2 separate regions of the Homo sapiens genome follow, and region 2 is linked to region 1. Evidence: chromatin loops called from intact Hi-C (ENCODE). Cell type or tissue: heart left ventricle. All regions are shown on one strand.

What was found. Hi-C counts contacts between places; a loop is a spot of excess contacts. Peaks named below come from ENCODE experiments on the same cell type or tissue, not always from the same donor. Only the 100,000 strongest peaks of a DNase experiment are listed, where the experiment ranks them.
Region 2: a loop joins it to region 1, with 11 times the contacts of the local background. A loop is called at or near these places in 8 of 110 quality-filtered maps.

The regions. Positions count from the first base shown.
Region 1 is chr6:108,941,002-108,949,001 of GRCh38, reverse strand. All of the region lies in intron 12 of ARMC2 (armadillo repeat containing 2), which reads right to left. Among named protein-coding and RNA genes, the nearest start is that of ARMC2-AS1, 21 kb to the right of the region's middle. RefSeq lists an enhancer at 3,085-3,641. In heart left ventricle, no CTCF peak of the experiment used is centred here; DNase peaks (open chromatin) are centred at 3,001 and 3,771; H3K4me3 peaks cover 1,340 bases; H3K27ac peaks cover 6,630 bases.
Region 2 is chr6:108,844,542-108,852,541 of GRCh38, reverse strand. ARMC2 (armadillo repeat containing 2) reads right to left here and starts at 4,120. Exons shown (of 18, transcript NM_032131.6): 1 at 3,996-4,120. RefSeq lists a silencer at 3,763-3,862. In heart left ventricle, no CTCF peak of the experiment used is centred here; DNase peaks (open chromatin) are centred at 1,312, 1,741, 3,831 and 4,151; H3K4me3 peaks cover 2,040 bases; H3K27ac peaks cover 3,915 bases.

The sequences.
Region 1 (8,000 bases):
CCATCTACCTGGTCTTGCTTTTCTCTGAGTCCAGCTCAGTAGGCTTCTCCAGCCCTGTCCCACCTCCAGCTATCCGTGTTGATTTGCCAGGATTTAGATCAGATCCTGGTAAAAAATAGATTTCCTTAGTGGTCATCATTCTTCAAAATTCAAATGACCTCTCCCCACTGTCACATGCAGTCTAATCTGGGAAGACTAAGTGCTGCTTTTCTTTTTCTAAAAATTCCCTCAGGCCCCTTCCTCTTCTAAAATTCTTCGATTCTGTCATCTCTGTAGGTCCTAACGTGGCCGAGATTAGTAAGCCTCCAGTGCAGAAGAAGAAGCTCTAGGCTGTAGGGCAGGAAGAGTTAACACTGTTATAATACTGCTTTTCCTGCTTCAGATGGAAAAGGAGGGGGTGGTTCCTGGCAGCCGCGGTGCCAACTGAAGCATGGCATGCGAGATCAACAAATGGGATGGCAGATTGCGCCGTCTGCAGCACCAAACTTCCAGCAACTGCTATCTCTGCTTACTGTTTTTGTCCTGTTTTTCAGGGTTAGCTAAGGCACTTTTTCTTTTCTTTTTTTCCCCTCCCTTCTTAAATATATTCTACATGGACCTAGGGATCCTGGAAGAGGCCAAAATAGAAGCCATCTCACAGGAGGTCAGCAGAGGTAGTGTTTTCTTATCTCCATGCCAGGGCTTGTCTTGACTCATCTGGAATCCTGAAGAAGGCTGAGCAAGTCAGCTTTCTAGGGCCCCTCTCCTCACCATGGGTGGCCTCTGCTCCCAAACCGTGCACTCCAAGGTCCTCCCTACTGAACCAAGGTCTGCGTTGGGCAGGATCATGGAGAGATTATCTACTGTTCCACAGCCCGAGCCATCTCAAGTCTATAAAATATTACTTAATATTCTATAAAGATTTGTAAAAATTAAACCAAGGCCAAAATCATCTATTTAGAGAGAGCACCAATTCCACAGCGGAAAAGGATTTCATCAATATGCAGCTCTCCTTTGAGGCACACATTCTCTCCTTTATTCTTAGACAATATCTGAGAATCATCTATAAATTAACACTCCATTTTTATAGCATTTTTATTAAATTTAACACAATGTTGCATATTCATATCATAACTATGTGATTTTGAAATAGCAAACTGAAGATGAATCAAGAGAGAGCTTTTTTTTTTTTTCCTAAAGAAGGCAGTCTAGTATAACCAGTTCATATCGACTTTCTAATTTTGCTTAAAACAGAATCAGCCTAGCAACAGCTACGGCCAACCAGAGCTTAGACAAACAGATACACTTAGAGGAAGAAGACTGACCTCAACAGAGCTTTCCAGTTAGAGCCTGAGGGATATTGTCATTAGTTTCGCAGATGTTATGCCCCAATGAGCAAACAAGTTACTCAATCTGAATGGGCCCCACAAGCCTGTGAATGAAATTACTTTAACTGGAATAAAACCAGGAACAGGGCACTGCTCACCAGGATGGTCTATGTCCAGTTCCAATGGTGGCAGCATTGGCAGTAGCTGTTGCATGTTACTTTCCATGGGAGAGACATTGGCCTAAAGCCAATGAAAGACATTTTTACCCCTATTTAGAGATGTTGAAACTGAGGCTTCAGGAGACTCATTAAGTAAGCCCAAAGTCAAACACTGGTGAAGAGAAGAGGCAGGACTTGAACAATCATCTCTGTACACACAGATGGTTTCCAAAACCACCTTCAGCCCAACTCCTCATTGCTAATCATCATCATCTTCCCAGTCCCCCAGCCCCAGCATCTCTGATTCCTCTCTATCTCATCCCCTCACCAAGCAGTCACCAAGTCTCCTCGACTCTGTCATCTCAAAATGTTCCCCAGCTCCCTCCTGCCCATGCCGACCTGGGCTAATCTGCCTGTAGACTGTTGTCAGAGGCCCTTTCCAGGCTCCTCCCTCTGCCATCAACCCTAACACCACTTCTTAAAGCACAGCTCTTCCCTTTGCTCAAAAACATCTACTGCCTATTAAATGAATGTCAAAGCCAGCATCTAATGCATCATCTGGCCCCACGCAACCACTTCTTTGCTACCTCACATTACTCTCTGCCCATGGCCAGCCACAGTGAACACATTCCTCCCCGACTCCCACACCCTTCCTCCCGTACCTTAAAATAACTCATGTGCATAATGTTGACTGTGGGGAAGAAACAATATCAAGCTGTCACAGAAAGAATAAACTATGTTCAGCAGACTCCACTTAGGAGGGAACTGCTTCCACTAAGTAAAGGAACACATTTTAGAAAAATTTGTAAGAATGGGTTGAAATGGAAGGGGATGTAAATATACTTAAAATCCGAACTCTCTATTAACCAGAAAATTAATCAAAATACCCTGTTTAAAATATGGTTACAAACTTCTCGTGCCTGAGAGCTGAATCAGGATTTACAATTTGCTTTGTTTATCCAACTTACCACCCTCAAACAAAACTCAAACATTAATTGAGCTTGCAGGTGGCTTGAAGAACAGATAAATTTTAGCAAACTGGAAGACAGACTGTGCACTACTGCAAAAATGCTAACTGACCATAGGGCACTGAAAGTGGGTCAAGAGTTTGCCTACGTGTTTAACTAGATAAAATCGAAGAATCTGAAATGTTGGAGACTCAAAGCCAAGAATCTAAGTAGAAAATCATTTTAAAACCAGAAGAGATTACGCTTGATTCCTCCATCCATCTATCTGTTCTATCAGCAATCATTTATTGAGCACCCACGATATGCCTCTGAATGTCACTCAAAAGTACCAGGCCAATGCTAGAATTTCACTGTGCTAAGTTCTTTTTCAAGCCAGCAGACATAAATCAGGCATTTGGGTTCCGTGCTGAGCGGGGTAAGAGCCAGTTCCACAAGGGCAAAGCCGGCAGGAGCTGGAAAGAATGAACAAGCTAAGGGCGTATTGTACAGCCTGCCCGGTCAGGGGCGCAGACCAAGGCCAAGGCTGAAAAAAGGAGCAAGCTCAGCCAAATGCTCTCAGCACCCGCTGGGAATGTGCCTGCAGAGGGGCTGGGAAGACAGCCATAGGGCGTGCTCCTGTCAGGCAGGAGGCAGAGGACAAGCTGGGAGCCAAGTCGCCCTACAAAGGCACCAGGGGAAGGGGTGGGGGCACCTTCCTAACCAATCCTTGATGGCCCAAAGAGGATAGCGGGGAAGAGAAGGCACCTCTCTGGAATGCTGAAAGGCTGTGGTCACATTCAAGATGAACAGCTAGAAAAATGGAGGTGGTTTTGCTTTCAGCCCACACTGTTCAGACATTCCAGCTCTCATTTCTGATACCACGATGGCTAAGCATTCCAAATCAGTGTTCACTGTGCATACATGGCTGAAGACAGCAGCTTATGCCTATAGAAGTCTAAACAGAATGAGAGAGGTAGGACTTTAAAAGCAGCACAACCAAGAATGAGTCTGGCAGTTCCCAGGGTTTGCAAAGGCTCTGACGACAGTCCTGCTGCATCTGGAAGCTCTGTGGTAAAAGAAACAAGAAATTAACCGTATCTAAACGTGGAGAGAGTTAAATGGTCAATGGACACATGTGATAGGAATGTAGACAAAGGTTGTTCTTTTTGATCATGACCTTTGCAAAATATTGCCAGTCTTTTGAAAGTCTTATTTGAGGCATTTTACCAGATCTCTTGCCTAGTAGATATTTACAGAAGAAATGGGGAAAATCCCTTCATGTTCTTCCAAAAAACAAACCCAAATGTATTTTCCTGAGATGCTAAATGTAGCAACACTGACGTCAGAGGCGCCTCCTGAGGCAGGCTCTGCCTCCCAAAGGCTGATAGCAACCCCACTCCCTCCTTCGTTATTAAGCCCATCTGCTTGCACATTTGTTTTGTACCAAAAGCAGTTTACACCATAAAGCAGACAATATGTGCACATTTCTTAAATGAGATTTGTCATTTAATTGAATTTTGGCCAGCATTTTTAATAGATATTTTACCTAACTCTAAAGTTTAGCTTTCATACGGCATTAAGCCGAACGAGAGGCTGTTTCATCTCAGTTTTTGTGTGTGTGGGAACTGGAGTTACTAGTTGCATCATGGATCTTGGACAAATTAACCACACAGATATGAGCCAAAGAAGTTTCCCTTGCTCTCCCTGCGGAAGTCATTTATGAGAGCTGGGAGGAGTAGATGCCTTTTCATTGAGACTGTTGGTGAGCCAGAAACCCAGGCCATGCACATAACCATCACATACAGATGGAAACGGAGGCCCACTTCACTGAGGGCCATTATGCAAACAGAGGGGGTGTAAAGCGGACCATATTCTAAGTGAACTCATCACTCTCAATTTAACTGTTGCAAACTACAACATTTAGATATGGGTATATACTGAACTGTCTCAAAACACGATATCTGCAGGAATTATTTTAAAGATGAAATTTGGTGCTTGTTTCACTAACAAATGAATCAGCAACTCGCAGCTTGTCTAGCCAACTGAACTGAAGGCACCCTCCCTTGGACAGGCGGCTCTAAGGGTCCTGAGGAGTAGAGCCTGTGCCCATCTCTCCTGAGGGAGCCACTCTGGCCAGTGCTTGAAGCCTCATCAGTGTGATGAGCACCTTTTTCAAACTAGATTTGGTCCCAGGACTTATTTTGACACAAGTCTGGCAGCGAAAATTTGTGGAAAAGACTAATGTACCATCCTGTGTTCTCCAGCTAAGAAATCATTCCTCAGCTGCCTGTGCAAAAGGCAAAGGGCCAGTGGTTCTTACCACTTACTGGGAAGCCTACATTAGCACCTGGTGGGTCTTGTCAACTTGGTTCCTACTTTGTCAGGAAGAATCACTGTCAGCTCTGCTCCTGTAGAGAAAGACTGACTCTGTGTGGCTGATTTGATTAATCACTTTAAAATCTTTTGAGGTTTTATGGGAACCCCTCTGCTGTCAATACTGGAGAAAATGGTTTTAAAGAACCACCTTAATAACTTAAACCATAGGGTCTCAAAACCTGCTGTTCATTTGAGTCACTTGAGAAGTCTCTTAAAAATAGGTTCTTGGGCCCCATCCCAGACCTGAATCAGAATCTCTCTGGGTGGGGCCTGAGCACCTGTATTTCTATTTTTAATTTAAAAAAATTTTTAATTAAACTCAAATTTTAAGTTGAAAATAGGTTTAAGGGTTCCTTTTGTTTTGTCTTGTTTTGTTTTTTTGAGACAGGGTTTCACTGTGTAACCAGGCTGGAGTGCAGTGGCTCGATCTCAGCTCACTGCAACCTCCTTCTCTCAGGCTCAAGTGATTCTCCTGCCTCATCCTCCCAAGTAGCTGGGATTACAGGCATGGGCCACCAAACCCAGCTAATTTTTGTGGGTTTTTTTTTAATTGTTGTTGTAGAGACAGAGTTTTACCATGTTGCCCAGGCTGGTCTCGAACTCCTGGCTTCAGACGATCCATCTGCCGCAAAGTGCTGGGATTACAGGCCAATCTGAGCCACCTGTGCCCAGCTAAGCACCTGTATTTTTAAAGCTCCCCAGGCAAATCTGATGATAAGCCAAGTTGGGGAGCCACTCTGATTTAAATCAAGAAAAAATTAGAAATCTCACCACTTGAATACCCATTATTTGTCTTTATAATAATGCTTTTTAAAAAATAATATGAATTCTTGTAAATATAAATCCTTATTCCTCATCAATACCCCTCACAGCACAGTTGTATAGAAAAGTGAAACCACACCACAACCCCTCCTGTCGATGGACTTGATTCAGACTTTATATACTCGAATATATAAAGTATATTCAGACTTCTCATATGTTGAAATCAGACTTTACCTTGACAAGAGAAAAAGAATGTAAAAATAATGGAAAATTTTGTGACTTTTGGTATCTTCTCATGTAATTCTAATTTTTATCCCCTTTAATGGAAAACAACAGCAGATGGGGAGGAAATATTCTACTTCTTCCAACAGCAAACGGCCCTGGTGCTACCTGGTTCAAAACAGGATTTCCCCCTCTGTGGACGGCAGCAGCGACCGGCAGCTTCCTGTGAAGCTCCCCATCCGCTGATAAGATCAGTTCAAGAGGCATGTGTAGGTGACATTTCATTTATCACTATAAAGGGTTTTTTTCTTTTCTTTCTTGTTCATTTTAGATTTCTGTTTCTATGTTTTTTGAAAACGCGATTAGCCATAAACATGATTTGATTTAAAAGTGTGTCTTAGAAAAATGAAACCTATGCTGATCCTAAATGTAGTCCTCAGGCTTTCAAGACAGAAGCAATACTAACCTCCCAGAACAAAAACAGGGAAGGTCTACTGACTCTTTCTGATTGTCTAATCACTTGGCAATGGCTGTGTATATTAAGAGACTACAAAGCTTCCAGAGTATTTCTCTACAACCCAAGTTAGTCTTGCAGGGATGTTTCCAGGAGCTGAAAAAAAAAATAATTATAGGAAGTAATAATTCTGTTTAAATAAGTTGCTGGAAGGCTGATTCAGGTCTCCACAATCAGTTCCAAGCCTCAACATTCAAGTAAATCCCAGTTGCGGCAAAGTGTCTAACCACTGCAGATCAATACACTCACATCAGAACATTAAGAGGAAAAACAAATCATATTTGATCGGCCACCTGGGACATGGGAAACATGAAACTAAGATGCCATGCTGGTCTGAAGGGATTCTGTTTTGCTTTTTATGGCAGCCCACCCATGTGAAAATTGTGGGAAAAAAATTCTTATTATTTCTTCCTCCAAACTAGGAAGAAGAAAGTACATATTTAAGGAAGAAGCACTCGAGTACTAGAAAAAATATTTTTTAACACCTTACAGGTGCCAAAGCATTTCACACACTCAAAATTCTTTCTTCCAGCACTTATGAGCTTACTTTGCCAAGCATCATCTCGGTCTATCAGGACAAAGTCTGTGTTGTTTAGGAACTCGCAGTAGTGGATAGGGCAGCTGCATAATGATAACCATTTGGAGAACCACTAAAGAAATGTTTATGAAGACTTATGGGAATTTCTGGTTAATGATTTTAGGAAGTGGTTGGGACACACAACTACTTCCTTGTAGCCTAAACTCTTTCCCTGCTCTTCTAAAATATTTTGGTTTTGAGGAAAATATAAATTATGTATTTTTCTTACTGGAAAAAAATCAAAGTAATGACTTAAAACTACAACATTTCAATCTTTATTATAAGTAAAAGTATTGAGTCAAAGTATAATTTTTTAAAAGTTAAAAACATGACTCTCATGGGCTCATAAAATGAACACACTTCAAAAGTATTTAACTCATTAATGAGGGGGCCGATACCACGGTAAACTTTGTTCCAAGCACAACTGAAGAACCGGGAATTTACAAGCACTTAAAATTTCTGGGTTATATACAAACCTGACAAATGCCTACAAAGTAATAAAACCATAACTTTTGAGGTGATCCTGTCTACCAGATTGAAACCTACAAATTAACATGTAACTTTATTGTGTCTGGTATCTAACCAAATAGTAAACAGCAAGTTCAAACACCAATATGTTGGCCTAGGGAATTAATCCCTGATTGGGTCATTAAACAATGCCCTGGCATGCCTTTGTCAGGACATGCCTCCACCTATTCCATACCTTATCGCTAAGATTTGTATAGTTTTTCTTAATAATAGTGAAGTGGTTAAGGCCATAGGCATACTGCTTGGGTTCTTAGCTCTGAGTGTACTAGCTGGGGGTATCAGCTATGTTAAAGTCTTAAAAATGTTGCACTGATGAGGGAGAAATTGACTGGTCTTGCTTGGGAGGCCTCACAGGGGAGCAGACAAGAGAGCTACAACTTGAAATATGGAATTGGCTTTGAAGAGGAGAAGTCACAGAGAAATTTCATCAGAGCCCCTTAGGCTCTTCTCATTAAGTCTGTTCATATTCAATTTTATTTTAAAGTTTTTAGTCTAAAATATCTGTCTGTCTGTCTGTCTGTCTGTCTAGCTAGCTAGCTAGTGATCAATGGCTCACTGCAACCTGGGCTCAAGCAATCCTCCCGCCTTAGCCTTCTAAGTAGCTAGGAC
Region 2 (8,000 bases), 96 kb after region 1:
ACTCAGGTCAAACTCTAAAAATTCTGTGAATTACCTGGGGGCATATAGGAATTTAGACTGACCAAATACTATACTGATAGAAACAATGTAGATACAGGGCTAAAAATATTTTTGTCTACAAATTTTTACCAAAAATTCTAACACAATTTTCTCTATCCTTCTTCTTTTTTCCACCAAATCTCACTTTAACAATTATATTGTGAGAAACTTGTACAATAATGTAAAATCTGCACAATGTTATGATCATATATTAATATTCACTAAATCAATCATGGAAATATTTAATAATACATGTGAACTGACTTAGAAGAATTAGAAGTGGGGCTTTGGGGGGAGGATTTTTAAATTGATATTTGTTAAACTACAAATTATTATAGATGGTTTTTGCCAACTTGAAAAATTAATCACTCAGGACCTGAAAGCTTATCTACTTAAAGTATACCTGAACCATAACACAATAGTCCTACAGAAATTCTAACTTTACAAAATTTTCCTTCCAAGTAGAGCAAATCCACTCAGCTAGAAGTACTGATTAACTGTTTCCTATGTGCAAAGCCCTCTGCTTAGATCTCTGGGAAACACAGAAGAGGAAACACAAAGAGGAATAAAAGACCGTCTTCACTCTCAAGCAAGAAGAACCACTAATGTGAGATAAACATTTACTTTAACACCAAGCACTGTGCTAAGTACTCTTGACTGCATTATCTCAATTAACCCCACAACAATTTTGCAAGGTGGATAGAATCTTTTAAAAAATAATAATAATAACTAGAGATGAGGTCTCACTATGTTGTCCAGGCTGGTCTCAAACTCCTGGGCTCAAGCTATCCTCCTTGGCTTCTTGAAGTGCTGGGATTACAGGTGTGAGCCACCATGTAATCCATGGTCTGGACAGGGTCTTAAGCAATACAAAAAAAAAAGCTATGATATATGCCCACAGATAATATTCAAACTCTTACCCACTAGATGGCTGGTAGGAGGTGGGGCACTTAGAGGCATTGGGGCTGCAACTATTAACCCATTCACACAGAGACCCCAATATTTTCCCAACAGGAGCAGCCTTCCTGGTACGTACCCAGTGAGTATTTACCCTGCTTATACTCAAATGATTTAAATACAAGGTAGAAACTGATGGCAGCAATAAAAACAATAGAGACAAATTACTTATGTGATCACAAAGGAAGAAGAGATTTCTGATTGGGGGAAGACATCAGGTAGACTTCCTGGAAGAGGTGGTGCTTGAGCTCGGTTGTGAAAGAAGGGCTGAATTTGAGCAAGTGGCAGTGGCTGGCACTGGAGCTGGAGTAGAGAAGGAAGTTCCAACAAAGTCGGCAAGTGAGCCAGCGCAGAGCATCAAGACATACAGGGTGTGTGTGGACAAGAGGGAACTCTGAAAATGGCCATTGGGGCTGAACCAAATAAATTAAATGGCGAGAAATCAAAAGTTGATGAGCAGATCAAATACAACATTTTGAGGGATGATGTGATCTGGCAGAGATGGGCAGGAAGGAAAGGAGGGCAAAGATCAGAAGTAGTGAAATCAGACAGTTTTTATGTAATCACCCAGCTAACTCTCAAAGGTCATTTCCTCAAGGAAGCTTTCCTGGACATGCCTCTCCCACCCTGCTAGCCTGAGTTAAGTGCCCCTCGTCCAGACTCCAAAAGGCCCCGGGCTGGTCTCTGCCACTCCACTCTCCCACTGTGTTAGAATTCCCTGTACATGTGGTGTTGGCCCGAGACTCTCTGCCCCAACCGTCCACGTGAGGCACAGCTGAAGGTCAACACTTACGTAATCACTAGACTCCATTTTTAAATATAGACTTGAGCTAAGACATTTTCAGATGAAGGCTGCATAGTTTCTCTAACTGGAGATATTTGTTACAGTGAATTATGAAATCTGGACCTTATTTCAAATCTGATTTTTGATGTTATGTGGTCAGATGAGTTCAGATTTAGCCTCCTTTCCCTGTCTTGCCTTTATTTCAAGTTGCCTGGCACAGAGTAGGACTCAATGTTGTGACGAATGAGTGAAGTACGGAAAGCCTGAGATACAGGAGTCAAGGTGAAGCAGAGGTTAGAGGAGAGATGAGAACAAGTGAGGTGCACTGAGAACAGAATTAACAGGATTTGGCATCCATGATTCCAGGAAGAGGCCAGAAACAACACTAGGTATGCAAACCTAGGGGAGCCAGAGGGCAAGGGACCTTTTAAAAGAAACAGGAGGAGAAGCTGATTTCAAGAGGAAAGAAGAAAGAGGCTGAGTTCTGTCTTGCATCACACTATCCTGAGTCCATGGTATCCACAGGACCTCTAGAGGGTGAACACCACCAGCAGTAGGAAATTTGAAAGTGAAGAACTTTTTTTTCAACAAGATATTTCCTACTGGTCTGGGTGAAAGCTCAGAGTCATAATTTATAGAAGTTTATAACTAATTATAAAGACCTGTCTTTATCGTTGCTGCTAATAGCCACTGGAACCAGAGCCTTCTTGCTAAATGCAACACTGCACTACCAGGATGTCTGCAACAGGGGAAAAGCAGGCCAGCTTCACAGTCTTCCCTGCAAATCAAATACTCAGGACCCTTCCATAACTCTGAATCATTTTTGTATTAATATGAGCATCCAAAGAGGCAGTGGTTAAGTGCTTAGATGCTGGACTAAGGGTTTAAATGCTGACAATTCACAGCCATGTGACCTTAGGCAATGCCTCTAATATCTCTAAGCATCAGTTTCCTCATCTATAAAAGGTGGATAGTAATAATAATTGCCCCATAGGATTGTTTGAAGAATTAAATGATATAATACATGTAAAGTGCGTTAGCACAGTGCTTTAAAAATGTTAACATTTTAAAATATGGCCCTTAAAGATGTTAACAATTATTGCCCAAGTGCTACATGATAAAAGGATACAGCAAAATCATTTCCACGAATGAAAAACTACATTTAAAAAAAGAAATTGCAAAAGAGAGAATGACGTTTGTTCAGTGTTTCTATACATAAGTTTTTTTTTATTATTATACTTTAAGTTCTAGGGTACATGTGCACAATGTACAGGTTTGATACATAGGTATACATGTGCCATGTTGGTTTGCTGCACCCATCAACTCGTCATTTACATTACGTACTTCTCCTTTTAAAAGGTGGGTGGTGGTACTTGCCTTTATGAAAACAGATAATTTTTATTAAGCATTTTATTGAATATCAGCTATGCCAAATCAACATCAACAACCAGAATCCCATAGATTAAGAAACCAGGATAAATATAATAAATGGTGCTTGCTTTTCAACCAAATTAAAGTATAATTATTATAAATCAGGGTGGGACGTAAGATCTGTTGTGTTACTTGTGGGAATGGATCACAAAAGGCATTATGTATACACTCCATGATTTTAAAGTATGTTAAATATTGTTACACATACGTTTTTATTTATTGAGGCCCTGTTGCCTGGAAGTGCCCAGATATAAACTGTATGACTCTGGCCCGGTCACCGCCTGCCTAGACAAAGCCCCTTAGTCTACCACTCTCATTCAACAAATATTACTGGGCTTCTTATTAAGCACCACGCACTTGGCTAAGTGCGACAGTACATAAATAAAAGACAACCGCTCCGGACCCCTGACAGCATGCACAGGGCACTCATCGTCTCTCTACCCCATCCGAGGACACACAGGCGGACGACGGCAGGAAGGGTCCCTGGGGAGCCGCTGGGGACACCTCACCTCCCGCTCGGACAGCGGCTCCCCCACCCACGGCAGTGCCCGCTCCTCCACGGTCCCGGCCAGGGCAGGGCGCAGCAGCATCCTCACCCCGCCCGGCCACCCTCCCACTTCGCCCCGCAGCCAGCGTCTCCATGGTAACCGTACACAAACTACCTCCCGCCGCCGCCCCGGCAGCCAGACCGCAGGGCCAGGCCGCTGCAGGGCGGGAGAGGCGGGCCGGGGAATGAGCTTGGCGAGGGCTCAGGGAAGGAGGCTTCCGACCTGACCCAAAGCACCTGTGATGAGCACTGGAGATAGCAGCGGCTGCGAGGTTCAATTCATCCTCCGGCTCTCCCCGGGTAGCGGCCAGGGATGCAGCGCTGGCGCGGGCGGGGTAACCCCACGACGCCGCTCGGCCACTGGGCCTGCGCGGGTCCCGCCAACGCATGCGTAGAAGCTCCGAGGCGTGGCGACGGCCGGAGCGGGTGGGAGGAGCCTGGAGAGGGCTGTAGGCCGGGAGGTCAGATCAGAGCAGGCGTCGTGGGCGGGTGTCCGCTTTTCGTTTAGCAATTTGCCGAACCACATTTGTTGCTCCCCTGCCGGATCCCAGCACCTCTGTTAAATAACAGCAGGCAGGACGGAAGCTTAATGCTTGTGGGTAAGAAGGATTTACTGGCTCAGGTTAGGGCTCTGTATAACCTGGAGCCACTTGCTGAGCTTCTGTTTCCTCCGATGTCAAGTGGCAGGAAATATTAATAATAGTACCTAGGTAGGTCTTGGGCTGTTATGAAGACTGCATGAGAAAATAGATGTAAAGCGCTATGCACGTGGCAATCAACGAATATTAAACTGTTGGCTGTTATTAAGCCCTTGCATTTGTACAGCCCTTCAGTTCGCAGAGTGTATGCACGTAATCGTACCTTCTGAGTCTGAGGTAGGCAGCCTGGCGTCCCCATCCACAGGAGAGGAACTGGGGGCCTGAGGTGTAGTGAGCAGGAGAAGGAGATTCCAGTCTAGGTCTCCCGTGGCCAATCGTTTTTTGTTCGTGCATCATCACAGTTGAACGGCAAAAAGCACTCCATTTATGTGTTTCTAGTTTAAATTCCCTTTTCTCCTGTTAGACCATTTAGCAACACTGTACAGTGTTAAATAAAAGTGAGATCATAAGCACTCTCCATTCAGGTTTGCACCACGTTTTATAAATATGGAGATTTTCCAGCTGAAGTGCTATTTGTCATCAACACTGGGAAAATGCCACTTCCCTTGGTGCTAAGCATCTTGTAAAGAATAATTAAATTGAAAATATTTTTGAGCACATACTATGTGTAAGGCATCGTGCCAGGTGGGAAATTATACTAACCTGAACTAAAGGAATGTAAATATTCTTCAAAATACTCAAGAGGATTTCAAACATAACAGAAAATAAATACCTATTCGTTGATTGGATAATTTTAGGACCCGAAACAGCCCTGGATTTTTCTGCTCATTCTTAGATAACTGACAGTCTTGTTGTAACTAAATCTCAACCACAGCTTCATTTCAAAACTATAATGTTGGGTGCAAGATATAAACAAATGCATCAAACTTCAAAAAGTCTTCCTCCCCCATTCCAGCCCCAGGCTTAAGGTCTCTAGCTGGCCTTCCCTGAAGGGGTGCACTAGGCTTAGGCTTGTCCCCGACCCCCACCCGCCCCTCTATTCACTAGAGGTTGTTTAAGGCCCAGCTTGGATCAAACTGGCAGTGAGGAGGAGGAGGAGAAGGAAGGAGATGGAGCATTTCTTCCTGGAGTTGAGCAGCTTCAAGCTTGCTGTGCTGGCTTATGGTTAAAGCAGCTCATGTAGGTCTTTCCTGGTCCTTTGTAGTCTCCCACTGATGGGGACCTCCCTCCTGGGGGCTTCTGGAAATCCTAAAAACCCAGGGTTTATTCCACCTTTCAGTGCCCCTTTAGATAGGTCCCAAGGGAAACCCTACACATCTGTTACCCTAGTGATTCTGAGAGCTCAGGCTTGTCTGGGTGCAGCCCCTTCTAGGCTGCCATAGGAGGGAGCTTTAGCTTACCCAGGAGTGAGTCAGGCTCCAGTTCTCCAGGCCACCTAACTACAGTCTCTGGCAGTCCCAGGCCCCTGGGGAAGCCCCTCTCGCTGGCTTGAGATGAAGGGCATAGCACCCCACACTCCTTTCTCCAAAGAAGTTTCCCCACACATCTTCCCTTTCCACTCTCTGACCCCTTATTTTTAGCCTCAGCCTGGGTGAGAGGCTGAGGGGGTTTTAGGTTTCTTTGTAACCTGCCCTATGGAGACTCTGCCTCACCTCACTTGGAACTGATGATTACATAATTACCATCTCAGTGGAAACATCAACCTAAAAACCTCTGGTACAGCCAATTACTAGCTGTGGTCTTGCACCCTAGGATCTTGGTCTAAAATAGACCATAAGCAAGCTACTGGAACCCGATGCTACCCAACTCAGCTGGCCAGGAAATATCTGCCGGGCAAATTAGCACAATTGAAAAGAATGACATGGGCAGAATTAGAGGAAGCAGTTATTTGAAGCAATGAAGCTCCCCAACTTACCTCACTGAAGGACGCTATATGAGAAAATACTTAGGCTGTCAACAGCAGTGGCGTATTATACTGACCTGGCTGTTTCTCCACAGCTACCTGATGGCTATTTCACATCGGTTTTGTAAGTGGCATTGCTTTAGAAACAAAACTGTTGACATGTTTCACACACTTTAGAGAGATTAAAGAGGAAGACAAAGTATTATAAGTATCTGACATTTATAAAGCACTTTATGGTTCCCAAATTGCTTTTATTTGGAACACTTCACTTCTTTTGTCTAATTTGGAGTTTACAATAAGCCTGGAAAGTAGGTATCTCAATTTGAGATGGAAGAAAACTGAGGTTCAGGGAGGTGAAGTGATCAGCCCACAGGCACATAGCTAGTAAAAGGACCTTCAGATCTGGGATTCTTGATGCCCAAGTTCAGTACGCCATGCTGCTATTATACATGCATTTTGCCCCCAGCATGGAAAGGTACTTTCTAGGCTACTGAAGGTGTCAAGCTATGCTCTTTATTTCCTCCTCTCACTTATCCCAGAGCTGCATGGGGCTATAGGGATCAAGAGGAACTGAAGAATCTTTACATTCACTTGAAAATGGCTTCTGAATTTCTGGATTTTGAATTAAAGCAAGAATTATATAGGCAGGAGATTGGGTAATGATACAATCTTATGCAGTCTCAGATGCAAAAATTGTAACAGAATGATGAACTCATAGATGCTTTTTATCCACAGACTCTACTAGTAGATTTTACAGTTTATATCATAGTTTCTATCACATACACCTCTGTTTAATATCTATAGCTCATCCTAATTTACCTATTAGATATATTCTTGAAAAGATACAGGTTAAATAAATACTTCTTTAATGTTCACAATTCCCCCCACTCCCCCCCACCACCCAGTGATTTTTATGACTACAACTGAGCTGTGACTCACAGGGGGAAGAAATACTTCTGGCATGGAATGAAAATTGCCAATTTAGAATGCTAATATTCACTTCAAGACACTTTCTGCTTTTGTCAATATAGAATCTTGGTGCTTTAATTATATATATCACACAATATAGTGTGAGGAGTTCATCAAATTGACAGCCTATGCAATCTTTGCATACAAATTTAAAGGCACAAATACATTAAAATGCAACTCGCTGGAAATTTACAATTCAATGAAAATTAACTAACTTCATGGAACTGGATAGACATGAGACTGTGGAATTGTCCTAAAACTTATCAGCTAAAATGTTTATGTAAATCCTGTCTTTATTAGGCCTCAGCTGTGACCTGTACACCTAAGTATTACTTTACCTTTAAGTACATTATCCCGTACCACCCCTGCCACCCCAGGCCACGTGCTCCACCAAGCTGCCAAGTTGTTGACAGGAGTGCTAATTAATGAGGGTCCATTTAATTACCAGTAGATTACAGAGTCTCTAAGGACCCTGCATTTCACTGGAAGGGAGGAGGTTCTAGTTTTCAGGGAGTATGTCAGTGTCAGTAGGATTGTAACTATGAATTACTTCATCCTGAACAACTCTTGGATGTTAAAAGGGACCAATTAAGACAATCAGAAACCCAATATTCTTTGTCCAACTCACCTATGAGACATTACTAAGTGAGCATGCCTGTATCTTTTGGAAGCTTTTGCCTGCAAATAACAGAATATTCCACCAAAAGTAGCTTACACGCCAAGGACATTTATTGTTTTGTTTAACAATCACTGGAACTGGGCTGCTTCAGG